Linked DNA regions of Mus musculus: regions 1, 2 and 4 are each linked to region 3. Evidence: chromatin loops called from intact Hi-C (ENCODE). Cell type or tissue: heart. All regions are shown on one strand. Links, peaks and the distances in the headings refer to the core of each region. The heading gives the core; the rest is flanking DNA.

What was found. Hi-C counts contacts between places; a loop is a spot of excess contacts. Peaks named below come from ENCODE experiments on the same cell type or tissue, not always from the same donor. Only the 100,000 strongest peaks of a DNase experiment are listed, where the experiment ranks them.
Region 1: a loop joins it to region 3, with 2.8 times the contacts of the local background. A loop is called at or near these places in 2 of 42 quality-filtered maps.
Region 2: a loop joins it to region 3, with 6 times the contacts of the local background. A loop is called at or near these places in 2 of 42 quality-filtered maps.
Region 4: it touches region 3 in a loop (12-fold over the local background); 9 of 42 quality-filtered maps call a loop at or near these places.

Annotation. Positions count from the first base shown.
Region 1 is chr10:77,627,265-77,633,107 of GRCm38, reverse strand. Ube2g2 (ubiquitin-conjugating enzyme E2G 2) reads right to left here. Exons shown (of 6, transcript NM_019803.3): 2 at 2,347-2,382; 3 at 2,214-2,259. Among named protein-coding and RNA genes, the nearest start is that of Ube2g2, 7.9 kb to the right of the region's middle. In heart, for the core only: a CTCF peak has its summit at 2,912; a DNase peak (open chromatin) is centred at 5,397.
Region 2 is chr10:77,812,897-77,818,739 of GRCm38, reverse strand. All of the region lies in intron 1 of Tspear (thrombospondin type laminin G domain and EAR repeats), which reads right to left. Gm2696 (predicted gene 2696) reads right to left here and starts at 4,118. Exons shown (of 1, transcript NM_001205009.2): 1 at 3,336-4,118. The coding sequence starts at 4,058. The coding sequence ends at 3,336. In heart, for the core only: a CTCF peak has its summit at 3,033; no DNase peak of the experiment used is centred there; H3K27me3 peaks cover 600 bases.
Region 3 is chr10:77,726,024-77,731,866 of GRCm38, reverse strand. The region is part of intron 1 of Tspear (thrombospondin type laminin G domain and EAR repeats); the gene reads right to left. It overlaps Gm10100 (predicted gene 10100), which reads right to left and starts at 5,415. Exons shown (of 1, transcript NM_001205033.2): 1 at 5,019-5,415. The coding sequence starts at 5,381. The coding sequence ends at 5,019. In heart, for the core only: CTCF peaks have their summits at 2,434 (motif pointing left) and 3,388 (motif pointing left); no DNase peak of the experiment used is centred there.
Region 4 is chr10:77,876,417-77,882,259 of GRCm38, reverse strand. It overlaps Tspear (thrombospondin type laminin G domain and EAR repeats), which reads right to left. Exons shown (of 12, transcript NM_001287074.1): 10 at 1,011-1,198. Among named protein-coding and RNA genes, the nearest start is that of 1700009J07Rik, 14 kb to the left of the region's middle. In heart, for the core only: a CTCF peak has its summit at 3,035 (motif pointing right); no DNase peak of the experiment used is centred there.

The DNA.
Region 1 (5,843 bases), core at 415-5,414, 99 kb after region 3:
GACATAAACAAACCCTCCTTGCTCAGAGCTCACAGTCCTGTAGTCAAACCTTCTTCCCTACCCTGTCCTCCAGACCAATAAAATCCAACCTGAAACACTACAGCCAATTGAAACTTGCATTCACTAACAAGAAACTGATTATAGAATGCACTTTCCTCAGACTAACCTAACTTCATTTTCTTGTGCATCTAAGGTAGAAAGAAGAAAGTTTAGCAGGCCGAGTCTGATCAGCGAACATCCTAAACCCAGGTTTCTATTTCCAAGCAAAGTGACTCTAAGAAGTTAAATATCACAGCATCTACATTGGGGCTAGGAGCCATAAGCTCACTCAGGACCAAGAGCAATGCAGGACCTGCATGCAAGAGAAAGCAAACAGGAAATAAGAAGCAGAGGAGGGGAGGGGAGAAGAAGAAACAAAAGCCTTGGCTCTTCAGGTGTAATGCTGCTGCTCCTGTAGGTCCGAGGGCTCACCTGCCGCTTTGAGGGCCCTTTTCCTACTAGGAAAGCCACACACACTATCTAAGGCTCATCCACCATGGCAAGGACATATTATGAGACACACACACACACACACACACACACATATAAACATACACATATGTTTCTCTGTCTAGCTTCCTGGTTTCTAAGCTGTTCTTCTGGGTTGGGCCTTCAGCATTTAGACAGACCAGTCAAATTGGGTCATAAAGAAATTCTCTGACTTAACTTTCTCCGTGATAGGTGCTAAGACCATCCTCCATCCTGAAGGGTCTGGGCTCACGACCTTGATAAAATAATGTACAAGGGGAGGCCAAGAAGGTTAAGCAGACAGGCCAGCTGAGCTCCCATGCAGGCTGTCAGTCACACATACTGTGAACAGGCATCAGAGAAAGAAGAGAGTGGTACTAGAGGGTGGGGTTGAAGCCTCTGGACAGCAGCACATGGCAGCTCACAGGAAGATGAACAAGAATCCACCATGTGCTACAAAGTACACAGGCCTTGCCCAGGATCTCTTCACTGCATATCTGTACTATTCGAAAGCCCTTTAGAAGGGCCAGAGAGATGGCTCAGCAGTCAAGAGCACCTGCTGCTCTTTTTTTTTTTTTTTTTTTTAAATTATTTATTTATTTATTTATTTATTATATGTAAGTACATTGTAGCTGTCTTCAGACACTCAGAAGAGGGGGTCAGATCTTGTTACGGATGGTTGTGAGCCACCATGTGGTTGCTGGGATTTGAACTCTGGACCTTCGGAAGAGCAGTCGGGTGCTCTAACCCACTGAGCCATCTCACCAGCCCACCTGCTGCTCTTATAGAAGACCCAGGTTCAATTCCAAGCACCCACATCAGGCAGCTCACAACTGTTTCTAACTCCAATTCCAGAGACCCTGACACCCTCTTTAACCTTCACAGGCACCAGGCACACATATGGTACATGGACACGCATGTAGGCAAAACACACATACTCACACAGATACTTCAAAAAACAAACCAAAAGCACTCCAGAAGAAACTGCAGGTGTGAGTCAAGTGTTTCAGGGAGCTGCTTCAATGATGGAGTCATAGGAACCCCAACTTCCAGCTAATCAGACCTTCTAGACACCCAGACTTAAGCCTGAAGGGAGACTGTCATGGGGACAGAATCCCCTGGGACGTGCCACTCTCCAGGGAGACAGTGTCGTGACTGCACTGGATCAAAGCACACTGGCAGCCACTCTGGTGGGGAGAGACCCCACAGCTGGGGACACAGAGACACCTGCTGTGTTGTCCATGATGTGAAACCAAGGGGCAAGTAAGGCCCCACAGACTACATCACCATCTGGGATGGGTGCTGCTGGTGCACACCTTAAATCCCAGCACTTGGGAGGCAGAAGCAGGTTCAAGGCCAGCCTGGTCTATAGAGTGAGTTCCAGGACAGCCAGGGCTACACAGAGAAACCCTGTCTTGAGAAAAAAAAAAAACTAAATAAAAAAAAATTTTAAATATCATTTTGAAGCTATGTAAAGCTAATATTCACAACTAAATTGGCTATTGGTTCTAAGGAACTGCTATCATCTCCTTTGAATCCATGTTCGCCTGGCTTCTGCCCAGGAACAGCTGAAAGCTACAAGGCCCACTTGAGCCCACTCAAGTTCAGAGTTCAACATTTAGAGATTCTTATGTCTAGTTTCTAGTAAAGCATGGCGGGGGGGTGGGGGGGGAACGGACACACCGTAATTCACAAAAGTAACTCACATGATCAATGCCTCCCATTCAAAAAAATTCTCTTCATTCATGGGGCCTGCAGGGAAGAAAAAAACACATCCTAATTAGAAGACAGCTTTGGCAACTGGAAGGACACCATAATGAAATTACCCAAGCCCCTTACCTGCCACGATTCCTTCTGGAGGATTCAGGGTTAATTCTATAAAGGGAAAGAACATAGCCATTACCAAACAGAATGTGTGCTACATTGTCACTTAGCAAAGCACTTCCTTCCATGAATCATATAAACTACAGATTACAGGGGACACTTCTTCCAAAAGGGTGCCTCTTGGTCCCCAGATAAGTGCCCAGGCCTGAAACCAATATGGCTCTGAGCAGCCCTTTACACCAGTAAGAAGTGGAAATAAAGGCGGCAGACTGCCTCTCAGAGTGCTCCTGCCAGCATCTCTGACAAAGGCTCAGAGATCTAAAGTGGGGTATTCTTTAATTAAATGGCATTTCCTAACATTTTAAGAATTGGCACAAACCTCTCTGAATGTGACAGGGCAGAAGGATGAGAGGCCAAGCTCAGGCTGCAGGGAGACTGACATAATCAGATCCACTCTCTAGGTCAGCGATTGATTGTGCCACCACCCAGCACAAGCTCAGACAATGGCAGATGAGCCCACTACAGCATCACAGCCACTTAAGGTCACCTGCTGAAGACCAGTGTCTAGCTCTGCCACCAGGTGGCATGTCAACTCTTGGCAGCATGACTTTTACCTATGTCAGGTTCTGGTCTGGGGTGTGTCCCTAAGAGTCAAGGTTCAAAAGCAGGGTAGCAGGAGTGGGGGTGGGGAAAAACACAACCTTTGTGAGAGGTGGGGGCATGACAAAGTGTGTGACACTGGGTGTGTGACACCACAATTGGTGGTAACTACTCTCTGGTTTCCTGCTCCAGGTGTGATCACACCCTCATGTGCGACCCTGCACTCAAACCACAATGTGGGCCACCCGCTGCTCTCCCACTGACCCTGCTCTTGTACTTTGAAATCCAAAAATGTGAGATTAAAAAAAAAAAAACAAAACAAAAACAAATAAACAGCAACTGAGTATCACTATATAAAGCCTGGCCTGGCCGAAACTCATTATGCCCCAGGCTGGCCTCAAACTTGCAGCTACCTCTGGCCTCTGCCTCCCAAATGAGAAATGTCTGTGTGCGCACCACTGTGCCCAAATGAACAGTTCTGTTTCATAAAGTCACTCATATCCAACACTGTGTGGTAATGACCAACAAATGAACACAGCCTGTGGACACATTTGGAAAAATGGCAAATGGAAGGAGAAGGAACAGCCACGTTAGGACAAGTCAGAACACAGTAAGGAAACCAGGGCAGAATGCAATCTGCCAAGGACACAAAAGACCTACAGAGCCAAATGATGGTCTCTGAAAAACCAAAACATTAATAAATCTCTGCCAAGTAAGATTAAGGCAAAAGGACCAGATACAGAGATTGGAAACAGATCATTCAAAGAAACTGAAAGCCAATAGGAAATGGTGAGCTGGTCAAAGTTGCTGAGGTCAGCATCCATCCATCCATCCCTGAACTAGTTTCCACACACGAGCACTTAGAGCATGAGTCTTGCACAGTGCAAACTCTCAAGAGAGAACACGCGGCCACAGAGAGACATGCATGCTCTAACAGGAACATACTAGATGAATGAGGTTACCTTTGATTTCACAGAAAAATCAGGGCAGGGAGTACTTGCCACTGCCCACCTTGCTGCCCCTTGCAGTAGATTATACCTAGTAAGCTGTGGAGAGGGCAAAGTGAAAAGACAAAAAGGGGTGGGGGTGGGAAGGAACGTCCAACATCGACAGCACATCCTGTTGTGGATGCATTCAGCACAGGGAACTACAGCAGGCCCTGGAAGGGGCCAGAAGTCCCACAGCATGAACCTCTAAGTCCATGCCGACTCTCAACTGTGTGTGTGCACTCACTCAATCCATTACCAAAGGGCTGGGACAGCTATACTGTGGGGAAACCTGCAAAGGAAAACAACGCCAGACCATCTAAGGGGCTTTTGGCCATTAACCCAAAAAAAAGGAAAGAAGAGTAAGTTGAAAGACACACAACAGAGGGCGTGACTACGGAGAGGTCCAGCAGGGGATGGCCTGAGTCTGATGCCCAGTGCATGCGCACACAATGGAAGAGAGAACACAGTTCCCACATGAGTGCCATGGTGTGAGCACTTCCACACCCCCAGCACACACAATAATTAACATAAATAAGAATATTGGTGGGAGAAAGTGAACCAGGGGCTGGAGAGATGTGGCAATTAAGATTTTTGAAGAGGGCTGGAGAGATGACTCAGCGGTTAAGAGCACCGGCTACTCTTCCAGAGGTCCTGAGTTCAAATCCCAGCAACCATATGGTGGCTCACAGCCATCTGTAATGAGATCTGATGCCCTCTTCTGGGGTATCTGAAGACAGCTACAGTGAGCGAGCAGGGCCTGAGCCAGAAGAAAAAGTGTCTGAAGACAGCTATAGTGTACTTACAAATAATAAAAAAACCTTTAAAAAAAAAGATTTTTGAAAAGAGCCAGACAGACAGAAGGGTAAGAGCCCTGGTACAGATAGATGTGTGTACACTTCAAAGAGGCAAGGAGGCGGACATCAGGTACCATGAAGGCTACGGGCACACACTGGCAACACAGCTAGCTCTACAGTGTCCCTCTGGAGCTCCTCACAGGAACAGACTGGATAAAGAACAGAGCAGTCGGGCCAGGCATGGTGGCGCACGCCTTTAATCCCAGCACTCGGGAGGTAGAGGCAGGCGGATTTCTGAGTTCAAGGACAGCCTGGTCTACAAAGTGAGTTCCAGGACAGCCAGGGCTATACAGAGAAACCCTGTCTCGAAAAAAAACAAAAAACAAAAAACAAAACAACAACAGAGCAGTCTGCAGAGCCTGTACATTCTCAGTCGTCAGAATCTAACACTCAACAAAGGAGGCAGATAGATTCTGACCTGCTGAAATGTAGGGGTGGGGAAGAGGCCTGGTGCTGTGAACAAGGGGCACCGAGGGCAAAATGCAGCCAAGCTGTATGCTCTGTGGGAGTCCCCTTTAGACTGTCCCTGAATACTCTTCCTTCAAGCCTGCATCTAGAGACCAGCAATGGAGACCCAGGCTCAACACAGCCTGTGCCATCCCAGTCACTTTGCTATCCAGCAGTGACCCCTGCTGGTCAGGGAGGAACTGCAATCAACAGCAGGCAGTCTTCAGGACAATGTGCACTGGTTAACAATCATAAAACCACACACTTCCACATTCAGTGATAAACACAAGTTCCAGAAGAGAAACAATTACTAAACATATCCGAAGCTTTCAAAAACCATTCCCTTTAAGTGGTGATTTTTTTAAAAACTATTTTTCTTAAAGGTAGCTTAAATAGCCATCTCACAAACAAACTATAAACTGTTCTCGAATTTGGTGATTCCATTTCTAGAAGCCTTGACTGGTAAAAACAAGAAAGAGGGCTGGTGAGATGGCTCAGTGGGTAAGAGCACCCGACTGCTCTTCCGAAGGTCCAGAGTTCAAATCCCAGCAACCACATGGTGGCTCACAACCATCCCCAACAAGATCTGACTCCCTCTTCTGGAGTGTCTGAGGACAGCTAC
Region 2 (5,843 bases), core at 260-5,259, 87 kb before region 3:
GTATGTGCAGTGTGCATATGCGGAGTGTATTGCAGTGTGTACAGAGTGTGTACAGTGTGCGTGTGGTGTGTGTGTGCAGTGTATATGTGCAGTGTGTATATGCGGTGTGTGTGGGCAGTGTATGTGCAGTGTGTGTGTGCAGGGTGTGTACAGGGTGTGTGGGCAGTATGCAGTGTGTGAGGGAACTGTGTGGTGGCACTGCGTATGTGCAGTGTGTATGTGTAGTGTGTGCGCAGTGGCCCTGCATATTTCTAGCTTCCAGGATGAGAGAGTATGCAAGGCTACAGTGAATCCATTGCTTGTGCTTGAGGACAGGATATCTTCCAGTCCCAACCACACTTCCCTCTGTGACTCCACAGAATCCTTCTCTGACCTGCTACTACCTGGCCTGACCCACCACTGCTCAGGCTTGCCCTGTGCAGCCAGCATCGCCCCAGAAGGAAGCCTGACAGCAGATCCAGGGCAGACACAAGATGCACCAGCCCCAGCCTCAGGGCTCTGAGGTCCTAGAGAAACATCACCAGCTCTGTCCACACAGGCCTGCAAAGGATATTCAAATCCTGATTAGAGCCCCTTGGTGGAGCTCATTGGATTACCATGTGGGGCAGTCTCCTGACTGGGTCTCCAGTCCTGGTGCTTGTTGGGAGCTATTAAGACAACTCTTGATCTCTGAATTGGGCCTCTCCCCCTGAGAAGAAAAGGGGGTCAAAAGCGGGCCACCGACACATGGATTCCGAGAACCACGGGATGTTCCAGCCCTGGGTCATCACCGCTCTCCTGACCACACCCTGACACCACCAAGTTCCTGCTTCCCCGTGTAACTGCCTAAGAATGTGCAATTCTATTGCCCCCCTCCCACTGATAAATACTTCTCCTTTTGCTTGTATTGCCCCATCCCTCCCGCTGATAAGTATCTGTACTTCCCGGTTTCCTTGTGCAATTCTACTGCCCCATCCTTCCTGCTGAAAGGCACTTCCCCTTTTGCTTGTGTATTTAAACCTTGGGCCTGGCTAATACATTTTGGGGTCTTGATACAACTTCAGAACGGTTTCCGTGTCGTTACTCGTACAAGACCCTCGTCTCTCTCTACCCCCCATTTGGTTATTAGGAGGAGGTCCCCTCGAGATCCTCGAATAACTGGACCTGCTGGACGGGTCAGGTGCTGAACCCTGTCCAGCAAGTGACTCTCACTGAGAAAATGGGATGAGTCTATTGTCTTATTTGTTAGATAGTTGTATTGAATAAAATAAGAGCCAGGTAAGTGTTTGACTTGATGACTGACCTCCAGGTCAGAGCTGAGTCTGGGTGAGGCTCAGTCAGGGCAAGGCAGTGTGACATCACTTATCTAGTGGTACAGCAATGGGGAGTCCCCAGGCCAGTGCCTCTGCCCCCAGCCTATGTCTGGTAGCCATCACAGTCATAATGGAGGGGGGGAGGTGAGATATGACCTCAGGACATTGCAGGGTAGAAGGGAAGATAGATATGGCCTCATTGAATGAGGTGGCTTTCCATCAATATAAATGATATTTGAGATCACTAGTTCCTTTAGGTTCATGGTTGCGGAGGTGTCAGTCCATGGTGGGCTAGCCTGTGGCTTTGGGCCTGTGGACAGGAGCCTTGTCATGACAAGAACAGAAAGTGGAGAAGACCGTTAATATCATGTTTGGAAGGAAAGAGATGGAACCACTGCCATCCAGCCACATTGTCTGTCTTAGTTAAGGTTTTACTTCTGTGAACAGACACCATGACCAAGGCAACTCTTATAAGGACAACATTTAATTGGGGCTGGCTTACAGTTCCAAGGTTCAACCCGTTATCATCAAGGCAGGAACATGACAGCATCTAGACAGGCATGGTGCAAGAGGAGCTGTGAGTTCTACATCTTCATCTGAAGGCTGCTAGCAAAATACTGACTTCCAGGCAGCTAGAGTAAGGATCTTAAAGCCCACGCCCACAGTGACACACCTACTCCAACAAGGCCACACCTATTAATAGTGCCACTCCTGGGCCAAACATATTCAAACCATGACACTATGTCAAAGACCTTGAATGGTTACACATCTCTAACCAAGCCATCTCTACAGACTCTGCCATCTCCCAGGGTACAGGCAGAGCACAGGCCTCTAGGGACCTCAGCCCATACCAGGCACTGTCCCCTGTGCTGCTGCTGAATGTCCAGGAAACTAGACAGTAGCCTCCGTTGAATAAAGAACTAAAGAGAAAGTTTCACTCAGTGTGAAACTTTTCATACTCTCAGGCCTCAGGCCGCCCCCCAATGGCTACACCATGATGTGACATGTCAGGATGGGGCAGGGTTGCTTGTGTCTACACCGACCTCTTCCTGCTTATGTGGACTTCAACAGTTGTATTAGCACCCCGACTGGGGTGGTATCCTTTCCCCACAGTCAGGGCAGGCCAAAGCGTTTCCCATAGACCGGAATCAGGAGCTGTTTTAATCCTGGTTCCAGGCACTGTGAGCCACACCCTGAGCTTGTGACTAGTACCAGGCACATGAACAGCTGCTGCCAAGACACCTGCCTATCCTAGAACAAGAACTTGAAATAGGAGCATCACTCCCTGCCTTCACCCTCTGCAAGCTGAGTTCACCTGATGGTTGCTGAAGTAGAGTCAGGACCATCCCGGGATGCCAACATGGTCTCATCCAAAACAAGATTCTAGGATGGTAAAGACATCACAGACTTCCCAGTGTGCCTGGCCTGTGTGTCCAGCCAGTGTGTTTGCCCTTCAATTACAGCCCAAATCCTCCCACACATTGAAGGTCTCTGCATTTAGACCCAAGGGCAGGGAGAGGTCTGCTCACAGACACATGGCCAGACCTGATTCCAGGTGCTAGCACACACTCTCACACTGCTAAACATGGGACAGTGGCAGACCACAGGGGAGCTGAGGCAGCACTTGGCAGGCACCTGAAGAAGTGTCACCTGAGCTTCTGTGGGAAGCAGGGAGCACATAAGGGCCTGCTCAGGTTTGATTGGCATTATATAGAGGAGGTGCAGTTACCAAGCGCGATGACAGGGGGCGCTGTTTCCTGAATGAGCACAAATGGTCTCCAAAGGACAGCGGATTGCTGTGCAAAGGAGGAATTATGAGATACCAATGAGGACCATGAGAGTCTACACAGGTTCAGTTTGCATCTTTATTGCTCAGAAGGCTCAAGTGTATTCAAAGGAGGGATGGTCACAACGAGGTGAGATCATTTGACCTGGAGAGGCAGGGGCAGAGGAGGGCACTGCCATGGTCAGCCATGGTGAGTACATTTGGTGGGTACATTCTTCTGTGATCTCTGACTCTCCAGCACGCATCCGGGGATAGAATCAGCAGCTGGACTTCTGTCCACAGCTGGCCTGTCTGCAGCAGGCAGGGCGGCACAGCAGGGACACAGAGGAGGTTGGGCCACAGCAGCTGGGCTGGCAGGAGGAGGCACAACAGGAAGAGGTGGGCACACAGCAGGCAGGTCTGCACACAGGGCGACACAGCAGGGACAGGCTGGAGCAGGGCTTGCAGCACACAGGAGCACAGCAGGAGGGCTGGCAGCAGGAGGAGGAGCCAGAGCAGATGGGTGTGCAGCACACAGGCTTGCAGCAGACAGGCACACAGCAGGGGGATTGACAGCATGAGGATTGGCAGCTAGACTGCTGGCAGCATGGTCCAGAGCAGATGGGTGTGCAGCAGACAGGCTTGCAGCAAAGGGTCACACAGCAGGGCTGCTGGCAGGGGGAGCATGTGCAGCAAGCTGGCTGGCAGCTAGACTGCTGGCAGCATGAGGGTGTGCAGCAGGAAGATTGGCAGCAGGGGCTGGATACACAGCTCACTGGGGTGCAGACGAGGGTCAGGCAGGGGGATGGGGCACAGCAGCTGGGCTGGCAGCAGCTGGGGACACAGCAGCTGGACTGGCAGCAGCTGGGGACACAGCAGCTGGACTGGCAGCAGCTGGGGGCACAGCAGCAGGGCTCACAGCAGCTCTCTGGGCAGTCATCCACCTGCCAGGAGGAGTTGGTTCGAGTGTCAGAACAGACAGACATAGTGGAGGCGGCCATGGCAAGGTTGGCAGGAGAAGGGTGAGTGTATGTTGAGTGAATGTGTGTGAGTGTGTGTGTATGTGAGGTGCTGAGCCCTTGGCTTTTATTCTCCTCCCTGGCTGTCCCCTTCCTTGTTTGCTGACGCAGCAGTCTCATTAACACTATTCCTTGTTTAGCTGACAACTGTCTCTCACCTTGTAAACATGTTGAGTATATGCATTATCTGTTGGTCTTCCTCACCTCTGGGTGGCCCCACCCTGAGCTGGACAAGATGCGTCTTTGCAAACAGGAACCTTAGAGGCTGTGTGTTAAATATCCCACATCTTCACTCCCAAGGACAACACCAGAGATAGCCATGGGTTGTCCCACCACAGGGGACCTCTGAGTCTTGTTTCTAGAATCAGTTCTCAGTGCAGAACGCCTCTGAGGCTCAGCATGCAGTGTATACAAAAGCAAAAGTGATGTTGCCTAGTGACTGTGACAGATTGCCGCAGACCCTGCCCCTGGGCTCATCATGTGCAGCTTTATAGTGTGGTGGGCCATGCCCCGTAGCAAGGGTCAGTACTGCAGCAGCTGCCGCAGGGATGCTGATGTCTTGGGAGCGCTCCCCCTGTTGTAGAAGAAGCTGCACCTCACAAGCTGTGCATAGATAGGGTTGCCTGAGGAAGACGAGGCTCCACAGCCGAAGAAAAATTGAGGCACTCGGTCTTAAATGTCTCAATAGCTATGTGAGCAGGAAAGAGATCTGCTCAAAGGACCCATCAGGGCTTGGCTCAGCTTTGGTACAGCTCCACAGAGCCAGGTTTGCTATAACAGGTCTCCCAATGCACAGACTATGAAGCAAATGTGTGTTATTTTGAGTCACACAACAACAGGGGATACACACATGGACCCGTCTAGAACTCTATTAGCTGTTAAAAAGAGACAATTCTTTACAGGGTTACATAAAAGGAACTTCTTGAATTAAGCTAAAGAACGTGGTGGATCAACAGTTTGTGTTGTTGAACTCTGTACGTGTAGAGACAAGTTTATGCATACACATACATATTATATGCACATAGAGGATAGATAGATAGATAGATAGATAGATAGATAGATAGATAGATAGATAGATAGATAGATAATGGATGGATGGATGGATGGAATAGATGGATAGATGGATGGAAGTGGGAATACATAGGCGAATGGATAGATGGATAGATAGGTAGATGGATAGACATGTGGCTGGATGGAGGGATGGATGAATGGAGAGATGGATGAGCAGATAGATGTGTGGATGAGCAGGTGGTTGGATGGATGACAGGCAAAAAGTCAGTCCTCACCATTTGTGGATTCTGATTTTTACTTTCTAACATTGATCTGCATCCCCAAATCTACTTGTGATCTTTCTGTGGCCATCCATGGATATGCACTGAACAGGGAACCCTGAGTCACATGTCCCCAACTGGGTGGGAGAATGTAATAATAAGGCTCTGCCTTTTGGTTTTGACTCCTCCTGAAAACAAGCCTAATCAGGGTCACCTTGGCACCACGTTTTCAGGGGCTGTGATGTCATCGTGCCAGGGAATGCCCATGACCAATGCTGATGCCCCATGTGCACCTCACAGACAGTCTACAAGCTTAGGCCTAGCTCTGCTGCTGGTGTGGCCTATGGTAATGAGTCTTCCACGTGGATGGCTCAAGGACCATTGGACAGAAGCACATCGGACAAGCTCCTGTGTTGCACATGCAATGACCAGAGAGGCTCATGGGAAATGGATCCCACGTGAATCCCAGCAGCAACTAGTCAGCTAAATCACTGCC
Region 3 (5,843 bases), core at 626-5,625:
AAGTGATGAGAAAGCCGTGGACACACAGATTAAACCACATGCTACAAACGCAAAAACAAAGGCAAGGATCTCATCAGACCTAGGATGGGAAACACACGCACTAACTCCTGAAGGAGAAGCCTGTGGAACTGAAGGTATCCTTCAAAAATGACATGATAGAGCCTGGCACGTCACTGTCAGCCGACACACACCATCAGAAAGGGTTTCAGGCCAAGGATGCTACAAAGAGAGAAATGGAGCCACCTGAGGGAGCTGTAGAAAGGGCTCTGTGAAAGTTAAGAACACTCTGGAGAGGAGGGTGCTCACAGCAGTCAGGGGCATACTTGCACCAAGAGGACGTGGACAGAGGGGGCAGCAGCAGGAGCAGGCATAAGTAGAACTTCTGGAATCATGTATAGCTCACAGGACATAGTCTGTGCTCTCAGCAACTCTCATTTCCTTCAGGAAAGAGAAGGGGCCTCTGCCAGTGACAGATACACCAAAGGAAACTCAACAGACATCTGTGAAGATGTCAAGAGGAAGATTTCAAGAGCCAAAAGAACACAGCTTCAGAAGTTGGCACCAGATAGGTCAAGTTAGAGCCCTAGACAAATACTGCAGGTGAGTGGAAGAGGCCACCTGATCTTCTCTATCAGAACGGAGATCATTGGCCCAGATCACACAAAGGCTCCAGCTGAAATCTTACAGCTCATCAGGAGGAATGAAAGCTCATGAGATTCTGCCCCAAGGCAGAAATTGAAATTAGAAAAAGATGGCATCAATATAAATTCAGGTGGAAAGGATTGTGCAGGATGTATAGGGGGCAGGCAGGATGGCTTGTTGAAGAAAAGAGCTTGCCACCAAGCCTGACAACCTGAGTTCAAACCCTAGGACTCGCATGGTAGACAAGACCCAACTCCTTTAAGTTGTGCTCTGACCTAAGCACATGTAGCATGTGTATATACACACATACACACTTGTGCACACACATAGCTATACATACCCACCAGCACATACACAATACATGTGCACAGATACAAACATGCATACACATACATACATACATACATACACACACACACACACACACACACACACACACACACAAATGTAGTTTTTTGGAAGGGAGTGCAGAAAGACAGAGCAAAGGAAATCTGAAGTAACTTCAAATACATCAGCAGTTACAATAAACATAAATAGATTAGACTCTCCAGGTAAAAGACAGATTTTTTTTTTTAATGTTTGCTTCAAATCTTTTATGCTAACATCAGGCTAATTTATCTGTTTTATAACAAACTTTCATTAGCTCCTTGTCCACAGGTTGGCTTGCACTGCCTGGTGCTCCAAAAACAGAGCTGAGTACTCGTGACAGAGCCCAGACAGAACGCAGGACCTTAATAAGTCTAAGTAATGGGCATTTTTTTGTGTTGAGAAAATGTTTTGTGCACTGGATGAAGGCTGTATCTCTGAGCCTGCAGAGATCTGAGTGCAGGCTGAACGTTGATATTGTTATTTGTATGAACTATCGCCGGTCTCAGTGTTTCGTAAACATCCTCTCCATCACCTTCTGATTGGTTTAATAGAGAGCTAAACAGCCTATAGCAAAGCAGGAGAGGAAAGGCTGAATATCCGGGTAGAGACAGGAACTAGGAAAGAGTCAGAGCTAGGGGGCTGGAGAGATAGCTCAGTGGTTAAGAGCACTGACTGCTCTTCCGAAGGTCCTGAGTTCAAATCCCATGGTGGCTCACAACTCATCCGTAATGAGATCTGACACCCTCTTCTGGTGTGTCTGAAGATGACTACAGTGTACTTACATATAACAATAAATAAAAATGTGTACTTACATATAACAATAAATAAATCTTTGGGCCGGAACAAGCAGAGAGGTCCTGAGTTCTTACATATAACAATAAATAAAAACTTGTACTTACATATAACAATAGATAAATCTTTGGGCTGGAACAAGCAGAGAGGTCCTGAGTTCTTACATATAACAATAAATAAAAATGTGTACTTACATATAACAATAAATAAACCTTTGGGCCGGAGCAGAGAGGTCCTGAGTTCAACTCCCAGCAACCACATGATGGCTCACAACCGTCTGTACAGCCACACTGTACTCTTTAGAGTCTGAATATCTTTAGAAAGAAAAAAAATCAGAGCTGGGAGATTCACAAGCCAGATATGGAGGAAGGAACAGCCACATGGCAGAACATAGATGAGAACAAGTGGGTTAATTAGATTATATGAGCTAGTCGGCCCAAGCTACATAAATAAAGATAAGTCTGTCACTTAGTGACATTCTTAGACCCCATCCTAATGGGACAGTGAAGTGTTTAGAAGTGAAGGGGAAGGCAGAGGAGTGTTCATCCACCTAGCCTTGACAGCCTCGTAGCCAACCCCACCATGGTACAACTGCTATGGCAGTCCATCTGCCATAGCGCCCCCTGCTGGCTCCTCACCATCCAGATCATGCCCTCAAGTTCCACAGTCACTACTCAGACCCTTGCAGGCCATGCCGGCTGTTCCTTTGTCTTCCTTTCCTTGCTCTGAAAAACTACACTCCCTTTCTGCTTTATTCTGTTCCCTTGAAGCTGTCCTTTGGGGAGTACTTCTATCTTGGCACAATATGGAAGAGGCCTGAGGGTTCTTGGTGGGGAAGAAGAAGGCCAGGGGATGAGGGCTCTACCCTGTACACTGAGCTGGGCAGAGGCAGGTCTCAGGGGCCCTGAACCTCTCATGTCTGAATCAGGTTCACCTGCTGGGGGGTGGGGTGGGGAGAGCAGATGCCTGTTGGTGTGTTTATTATTTTATTGGGTTCTTATACCTCTACCTCCCTTCTGGGCCTTATTTCACCCTAATCCCTTCCAGCCCCCCAACACTTGGTAGGAGAGAAAGAAGGTTCGAGAGGAAAGGGGGCATAGACCTCTATAGACTACTTCCTGCTGGTTAGGGTTGCCTGGTTCCTTACGGCGGGCCTAATCATCAGAATATCCAGCAATCCAGCAATAGCAAACAGAAGAGCAGTGGGGAAACAGCAGCTAATGCCCACTGCAGAGTGCCCAGGATTAAACTATCTGCAGCTGGCAAAAATCATGCAACCCACCTTCACCAGAGCACGAAACTATCATAGTTAACAGCTGTGGATTACCAGCAGCTGGCAAAAATCATGCTCCCCACCCCCAAGAGCATGAGACAATCATAGTTAACAGCTGTGGACAAAGTACAGCACCTGCATATCCCACACCTGGGATCAAAACACAAACGTATTCATATAAAACTGTGTTTTTAAAGAAACCAAAACTCGCTGGAGAGATGGCTCAGCAGTTAAGAGCACTGCTTGCTCTTCCAGAAGGCATGAGTTCAATTCCCAGCAACCACATGGTGGCTCACAGCCATCTGCATGGGATCTGATGCCCTCTTCTGGCGTGTCTGATAACAACTACAGTGTACTCAAATAAATAACAAATAAATAAATCTAGAAAAAGAAGGGGGTGGGGGAGGAGGAGAAGAAGAAGAAGAAAGAGGAGAAACCAAAACCCTCACTACTGATACCAATATGTGTGAGTGTATACGGTATGAAGACTCAGGGACACTGTTCTCAAGTATGAGGACAATTTGTGAGTACACACATGTGTTATAGAAGTGCATGTATGTAAGCGAGAGGTTGGGAGTGGGCATAAGTATAGCTGCCCCTATGCACATGTTTGTGTGCATGAGGCTGTGGGCATCCAGTTTCTATGTAACCACATGTGTTTGTTGAAGGGATAGGTATGTGCATTGGAGAGATAGTATGTGTAACTGTGTGTGCACCTTCAGGACAGTGAGCCCCTAATATCTGCCCCAGTTCTGGCTCAGTTGTATAAAGCCCCAATTTAAATGACACACTGGTTACAGACCATCTTGGCTACTGATTCTTAGATCATTTTTTTTTCCTGCTTGCTTCTCATCACCAGTCTGCAACATAATAGAAACAGCACCATAATTCAGGGCAGGCAGCCGTGAGAACTGTGGGAGGGAAGGGGCAGGACAGAGCCACAGGCACAGCAGACCCTGCCAGCCAAACGCATGCACATCCCTGGGAGCCTGCCCGAGAACTTCCCACCACACTCTCTATGAGAACACAATTAAGGGTGCATATGGGAAATGGGTGACTGTCACCAACGCTGCACAGAGGAAATAACCCCCAGCTTAGATGCCATTGAGGAAGACTTGACCTCCAAAGTACACGTCTGAGGCACACGGAGCACAGACACAACTCTCCTCATTGGCAGACGAGCAATGGTCACGTGACGGCAGCAGCCACTGCCCCAGGAAGTCAGCAGAATGTAACTATGCTCTCTGGCTTCTAAGTTGCAAATGATGTGTGTTTGCTACGTCATAGTTGATCACCTGTCAATTAAAGATGGGCATGTGTGAACCTCTGAAGGGAAAGTGTGACAGGGCCAATCACGTTGTGTAACTAAGATTCAAACACTTGGGAAGTGCCCTGTGGGAAAAAGGCACCAGGACTCAGCATGACAAGATGGCACCAGAGAGAAAACTGAGAGACCAGAGACGAACTGAGTACCCACTACTGCAGGCAGACTGAGACAGGAGGATGGCACCACGAGAGACAGTGAGTCTCTGGCAGGGGCCACATTCTCCAGGGCTACAGCAGGGACCTGCCTACTTCACCAGACCATGTCCCCCACCCTGCTCCATCTCCTCAGCCATGTGAGGCTGGATCACAGAAAGCACTGGTCCTGAGTCCCTTCTGCTCACCAAGAGAGTCGGGAAGCAGGACAGACACGGGAGGCTGACTTCAAAAGCTGCTTTATTTGGCACATGGGTTATTTAGAGAAGAACCCGGCATCCAGCACATCCTTCAAAGAAGGCCAGGGTACGGGATCTGGTTCATTCTTTTGTATTCTCTCCCCAGTTCCAGGGTGCAGTGGGCATGTTTTGCATCTGCCTCTTGCTGAATCCATGGTCAAGAATAGGATTGGATAGGACAAAGTATCCATCTTCAATGGAGGCAGGTGGTTTGGAGACACTGGTCAGCAGCAGGAGGGGTTACTGCAGGTAACAGGCCTGCAGACCAGGGTAGGGCAGGAGGGCTGGCAGCCTCCAGATGACTGGCAGGAGGAGGTCACACAGACTGGCCGGCAGCTCACAGGCACACACACAGAGGACTGGCAGGAGGGGGCCATGCACACAGTGGGCCTGCAGCTCACAGGCACACAGCAGGCTACCTGGTATCTAACAGGAATGCATATAGCAGGCCTGCAGCATGCTGACTGGCAGGGGCTAGACACACAGCAGGATGGCTGGCAGGGGCTGGACACACAGCAGGATGGCTGGCAGGGGCTGGACACACAGCAGGATGGCTGGCAGCCTGAGGAGCAGCTGGTGTGACACATGGTGGAGGTTGACAGTCTGGAGAAGGTTGGGGATGTCTGGGACTCCTTCCCGGGGCATCCTTTATACCTGCCACATTGACTCAACCACCCAGAACGCTGCTGGGCTTCTTGTTTGCTTCCTGCTCTGTCTCCAGTGCTAGCTTAGCTGTTGTATATGTTTCTGCTTTTGTTTACCCTCAGCTCTGTGGCTAATTACATCTCCTCCGAGTTCCTGGAGAAGGTCTAGGGCAAAAAGAGCAAACACCAAATCCTGAAGCTCAGTATCTGACATCTGGGGCTCACAATGGACACATCTGGGCTCCAACAACTTGGGGCCCTCCCGTCCCTCAGCCTCTGCGTTTTGCATTGCATGGAGCCTCTCTCTCTGGGCAGGTTCCACTCTGTGTCTGGAGCTCTTGTTGGTGGATAACGCGGAGTCCGTACATCTTCCACACCCCGGAATCTCTACTGAAGGTTAGGTTT
Region 4 (5,843 bases), core at 363-5,362, 150 kb before region 3:
TTCTTACCTTCCTGGACCACAGCCAGGAAGTCTGTGTGCTGCCTTGCCATGATCCCCCTTGCATCTTTATAGCCGTGCATCCCCATGAACACACAGTACCTGTGTGACCTGTGATGCGACAGCTATCAACCTTACATTTACTTGACTGTTGGCCTTAGAGTCTTTTCTTGGAAGAGTCTAAATTCCCTCAGTATTTTCTCTCTCAGGCTGAGGAGTACCTGGCACTCAGGAGGGGTGGCGAATATCTCTAATAGCTCTTAAGGAATAAAGAGCCCAGTTCCTGCTGCATTCTAGATTGGTAACCACACTGGGTCTAGCCTGAAGCTCAACCCTGTGACTCGGCTGTCACTGTCGGGACAGTGTAGCTGCAGCTGAGGTTTTCTTAGAGGTAGTGAGAGTCCTCCCAGAGGAACGCCACGAGGGCGGGGACAACTCTGCCTTCTCAGTGCTGAGGTGGTGGCCCTGCAGAGCAGGTGGGTCAGGATCTAGCAGCGCATGGTGGGAGGGGACACCTGTCTGAGGTCCTGGACCTCCCTGATGCTCATGCGTGTGTCATGACAGACAAACCATTTCTCCTTGTGGAGGTGCTGGGCCTTCTCTTGGGGAACTCACATCGCTAGACTTTTCTCTCTTTTAAAAAAAAGATTTATTTATTTATTTATTTATTATATGTAAGTACACTGTAGCTGTCTTCAGACACACCAGAAGAGGGTGTCAGGTCTTATTATGGATGGTTGTGAGCCACCATTTGGTTGCTGGGATTTGAACTCAGGACCTTCGGAAGAGCAGTCAGTCCTCTTAACTCCTGAGCCATCTCTCCAGCCCCTAGGCTTTTCTTGAAAGAAGAAAGCAGCCACAGATACAGGGCCAGCCACAGCGATGGTCCTCATTATCATGTCTACCTGCTCTGGATAAGTGTCCTGGGAGGAAGTTGGGGATGACCCCGGCAGGCCTTTCCTGTGTCACCCACCCATCAACTCACTCTGCCCTTGCAACCACCTGGTTGGTACCTGCAGGTGGGGATGTCCTGGAACTTGACAAAGGTCTGAGCGGTGATGTTCAGCTCGTAGATAACAGAGCTGAGGACATAGGAGTCATTTTGTGCCTGCATCTGCACATCGTAGCTGTGACTGTTTGCCACTGCAAGGAAGATCCTCTCGCCAATGTGGAAGACCTCCCAGTCTGCGGCGCCGAATGTCTGGAGCAAATGAAAAGCGGTGGAGGAGGCCCGGTGAGGATGGCTCCCATCCCAAGCCACTAATATCATCACCACTATGCCCGGTGACCTAGAGCCAGCTCTTCCACCGAAGCCACCTGGCTGCCATCCTTTTACCAAGACTCCAAAACAGAGTTCCTCTGCCTGTTTGCTCCAAAGGTCACTCAGTCCCATGAGGTGTGAGGTGGTGGAAGGAGTGGGCTGGAGACATTCACAATCCTGGTCCAGGAGGAGGCCCTGAGCAAGAGGGAATGTCACTAGGAAAGCCCTAGTAAGTATGTGACTACCTAAGAAGACAGAGGGACAGGAGGCCAGGACATAGGGAGGAACATGCTAGCCTGTATGGGGGTCTAAGGTTGAGGATAGTGCTCTACCAGTGGTCAGGAACCCCAAGCCACAGCCAGGGGCTCTGCAGTCTTAGCTCCTGCTCAAGTCTATATCTTCTGCCCTGAGCTACACAAAGAGAAGAAGCTGCCTTGTGGAGGTGAGGGGTGGAGCCTGTGGCAAGAGGAAGAGCTAGATCAGGAACTACTGTCCATCTGAGAGCCGAGGCTGCCACCGTATGGTCTCAGGGCCTCAACAGAAAGGCTGCCCAGGAGCGAGGAAGGTGGAGGGCACAGAACTCAGGCTTGGAACTAAAAGCAGAATATAGACACAGCAAAGCAAAAGCTAGAACCTAACTTCCAGAGGCCAATGGGACCAACAGCTAATTGTTAGAAGCTCAACTCTCCTCTGAGGGTGAAAACAGCACATGCAACTGCTATAAGGAATCATCATGTCTACTAGCCAGTGACACAAGTCCTATGGGGACAGGGGTGAACCCTGCATTTGGGTACAGTTGATTCCTGCTGGAATGTTCATTAGGTGATTCCCCTATGTCTCAGGATAACACCTTGGGCCAGCATCTGTTGGGATTCTCAGTGAACAATGGGGACCTGAACCCAGGACAGGAATGTTCAAGCCACACAGCCAGCAGCTGCTTCTCTGAGCAAGGCAGGCTATCCTGGGGCTGATCCAGGTTGTCCTAGCTGGGTACAGAGTGAGCCATGCTGTAGATTGTGCTCCAGACAAGTCAGTCACATGCCCTTGCTTCAACTGAGCAGAGAAGTCTCCTGCTTGAAGGGCATCTTGCACAGCCAGTGTAGGAAATGGCTCTGGGATTTCCATGTGTGTGTTCATATGTGCAGGTATACATACATATGTGTGCACGTGTGTGTGGAGGTCAGAGGTCGACCTCAAGTAGTATCACCCAGTAACCATTTGCTTTGTTATTTTCTGAGAGAGGATCTCTCTGTAGGACTTGGGGTTCATCAATTAAGCTATCGGTCAGCCCCAGAGATCGCTCTTCTCTGTCTCTCTAGAATTTAAGATTACAAGCATTTGTTTACTTACTACATGCCTAACTGTTGTTGTTATTGTTTTCAAGACAGGGTTTCTCTATGTAGCCCTGGCTGTCCTGGAACTCACTCTGCAGACCAGGATGTCCTCAAACTCAGAGATCCCTCTGCCTCTGCCTCCCAGTGCTGGGATGAAAGGCACGCGCCACCGCTGGCCTGCTTACTCCTAACTTTTTAACCAGGGTTCTAGGGACCAATTGGTAGATAAGCACTTTACCTACTGAATCATCTTCACAGCCTTCCTCTGGAGGTTATTATTATTATTATTGTTATTATTATTATTATTATTATTATTAAACCTGCCCTCAGTATAGGTCAGTTAACTCCTTGTCTGCACACTACCCAAGAGGCCTTATTCCTTGGATGTTCACAGTCTGGCAGGCCAGCAGAACGTAACAGCATTCTCTCCACAGACAACAGAGGGCGCCAATACCCGCTGAGCTCAGCTGCCCAGGTAGTGGGGCAAGAACCAGCTGGGAATCCAAAGAGGAGGCAGCTGGGAGACTGATCCAGAATGAGCTTGAGACGCCTGCGAGGCATAAGATTCACCTGAGGGATGAGACTCTGGAGGACAAGAGGTCCAGGAGCCCTGGGTCACAAAGCCTGGGGCAGGGCGGAGACTTTCTGGATCAGCCTACCTTCTCACAGGGCTGTGTCCAACTGTTGGGACCAGTCCCAGGACTACTCCAGTTAACCCGCAGCACCTTCAGACTGCCAGACCCCCACCCAAGCAGGGCAGAACACAGGTAGTGCCCTGAATGCCACCATATTGTTTCTTGTAAGTTAAGTGCTGAGAAAATAGTCCCTGCCGATGACATACATGTTACATCCCTGCAGGCATACACACTCACAAACACACAGGTGCACTCTCATGCTCACAGCACATGTGTACATGTATGTATATGCACAGGAATCTGTGTGTGCACATACACAGGAATATGTCCACACACGTGTATGACACATACACAATGTCTGTGTGCACAGACACAAATGTATGCGCACACCTGAAAGTGTGTGTCTGAACATGTGTATAGGCAGGTGCCTGTGTGAATGTATATACACACCCATGCAGTATGCATCTCCCTCAGGATCACCAAGGCTTCCTTTTCAGCTCTGAACTGCTTGCTGTCTGCTCACCTGCAGTAATGGGGCCTGAAGGTTGCACAGGAAGTCCTGGTCATGGCTGTTCTGTGCCACCCCAAGGTAGCAGGAGGCTCTCCTGGACCTGTGTGAGAGGTGTCACCTTCCTGCTGGGGCCAGGCCAGCCCCAGGGAGCAGCTAAGTGTCTTTCCTGCCACTCAGAAGCCCAGAGCTGGGGGTGGAGCTTTGGCAGTGCAGAAGAGTGGCCGAAGTGTAGGGGAAGAAGAGGGAGTCAGTGGGTGGGAAGGCCGGAAAGGGTTTCAGGAAAGCAAAACTAAAGGGACACCAGGAGCATGTGGGGAGCAGAGGTGAAGGAAGCCACTATGGAGAGCCCATGGGGAGACAGAGACAGCTTTGGGGCACAGAAAGGGCAGAAGCTAATGTATGTCAGGAGTCCTTCCTCATGGGGTATGTGAGGCTCACCCCACTGGGCAGGTGCTGGGTCAGGGGCTTCAGTCACCTCTTGGAGAGCCTGCTGTGTCCCTAAGAGAGACACAAAGCCTGCTGTGTGCTCAGGTAGGTGGGGCTCAGAGGCAGCTCAAGCTCCTGTCCTCTCTTTGAGCCAGGTGGGCCAGGGCCAGGGTGCTGACTTAGAAAATGTGGGTAACCCCCAATATCAAGTACTTGAGAAATGATATTCTATTCTCCCTTTATCCCTCACAATAGTTGGGATATAATCCTATAAAAAATTTCTTTTCATTTATCTAAGATTCACGTTGTCCATGGTTCCTTGGGAGTGTCTGACAGGGACTGGTGGAGACCTGCAGGGACCCAGTCAACTCAATCTCGGAACCCTTAGCTGGCCAGGTGGCTGGCTCACAGCTAACTAGTCACTGGCTGCAAGGATTCCCAGGGCCAGCTACCAGACCACCCCCTCCAGGCCCCAAGTTCTCACTACCCCCACTACAAGCCCCTCCCACTCAAAGGTGAAAGGGCAGCCACAGGCTAGATCGGGCGCTGTAGCTTAGATTGCTCCTGGTGCTGGAGCCCAGACAGTCAGATACCCTCTGGGCTAGAATGCCTTCCCTCTCTCTTAGAGGAATTCCCCCCAGAGAGCTGCCTGCTGTCCAAGCATTTGGGTGTGTGCCACCAGAGTACCTTGGCAGGATAATGGCACTTCCAGGAGCTGCTGCCAGGAACACCTGGCATCCCACAGCTCCCATTAGGGTGGGTAGGATACAAAGGCTGCCATCAATGGATTAGTAGCCGGGCAAAAAAGACTGGGCCTGGCTTTGATGGGGCTGGGGGGATGGAGAGAATGAGGATGTTTTTGTGGTCTAGGAGTGCCAGGAGAGGAGGGAAGGAGAATTCACAGCCAGGGCTGCCTCAGCTGCCAGGGAGGACAGTCAATCAGAGGCCCCTCACAGTGGGCACTCAGGCCAAGTAGGCACCCAAGGTTGCCAGGAGATGCACTCCTGAGGTCCCTGTGCACAGCGCACTACCTAACCAACTCCCGATGACCCCCTATGTGCTCTTGCCTGACCACAGAGGTCTCCCCCATATCTGGTGCCTTCTCAACCAGCAAAGGTCAGGGCCAGTTTCTGTCTGGGTAAATGCAGAAGTCACGGGTATGCTGTGGTCTTTACATAGCCCAGAGCAGAAGCATCCAAGGGCCGCCCAAGTGCTGGTGGCCTGAGAGGGATGCTTTCTGACCATACCTATGTCACAGACCAGGAAACTAAGGCAGCGAGGCATCCTTATGGCCAGGCCCCAAGGGTGGTCATGCTGGGGACATGTGTTCATGCAACACACACTCTTGCACATGCAAGTATCTGCGAGCAACAGTCCTGACCTTCAGGACTCACTCAGTGTTATTCTGACATCATATCTGATGAGGTCATTACCTACTCCTGCGAACCAGGTAGCTGCTGATGTCTCTGCCCTGCTCCCACAAACCTTACTGACGCCTCCCAAACCACAGAACACTGGCAGCTGCAAGATCAAAGTCTTTAGTAACCTCAGAAGCAAATTCCCACCTGCGTGGTGCCCAGAGCTGGTTCTGAGGCTGCGTGACTGGTCTGTGTGCTTTCTACTTGGTGGTGGAGTGATTTTTTTTTCAGAGCCAAGGTTTGAACCCAAGGCCTGTGTGT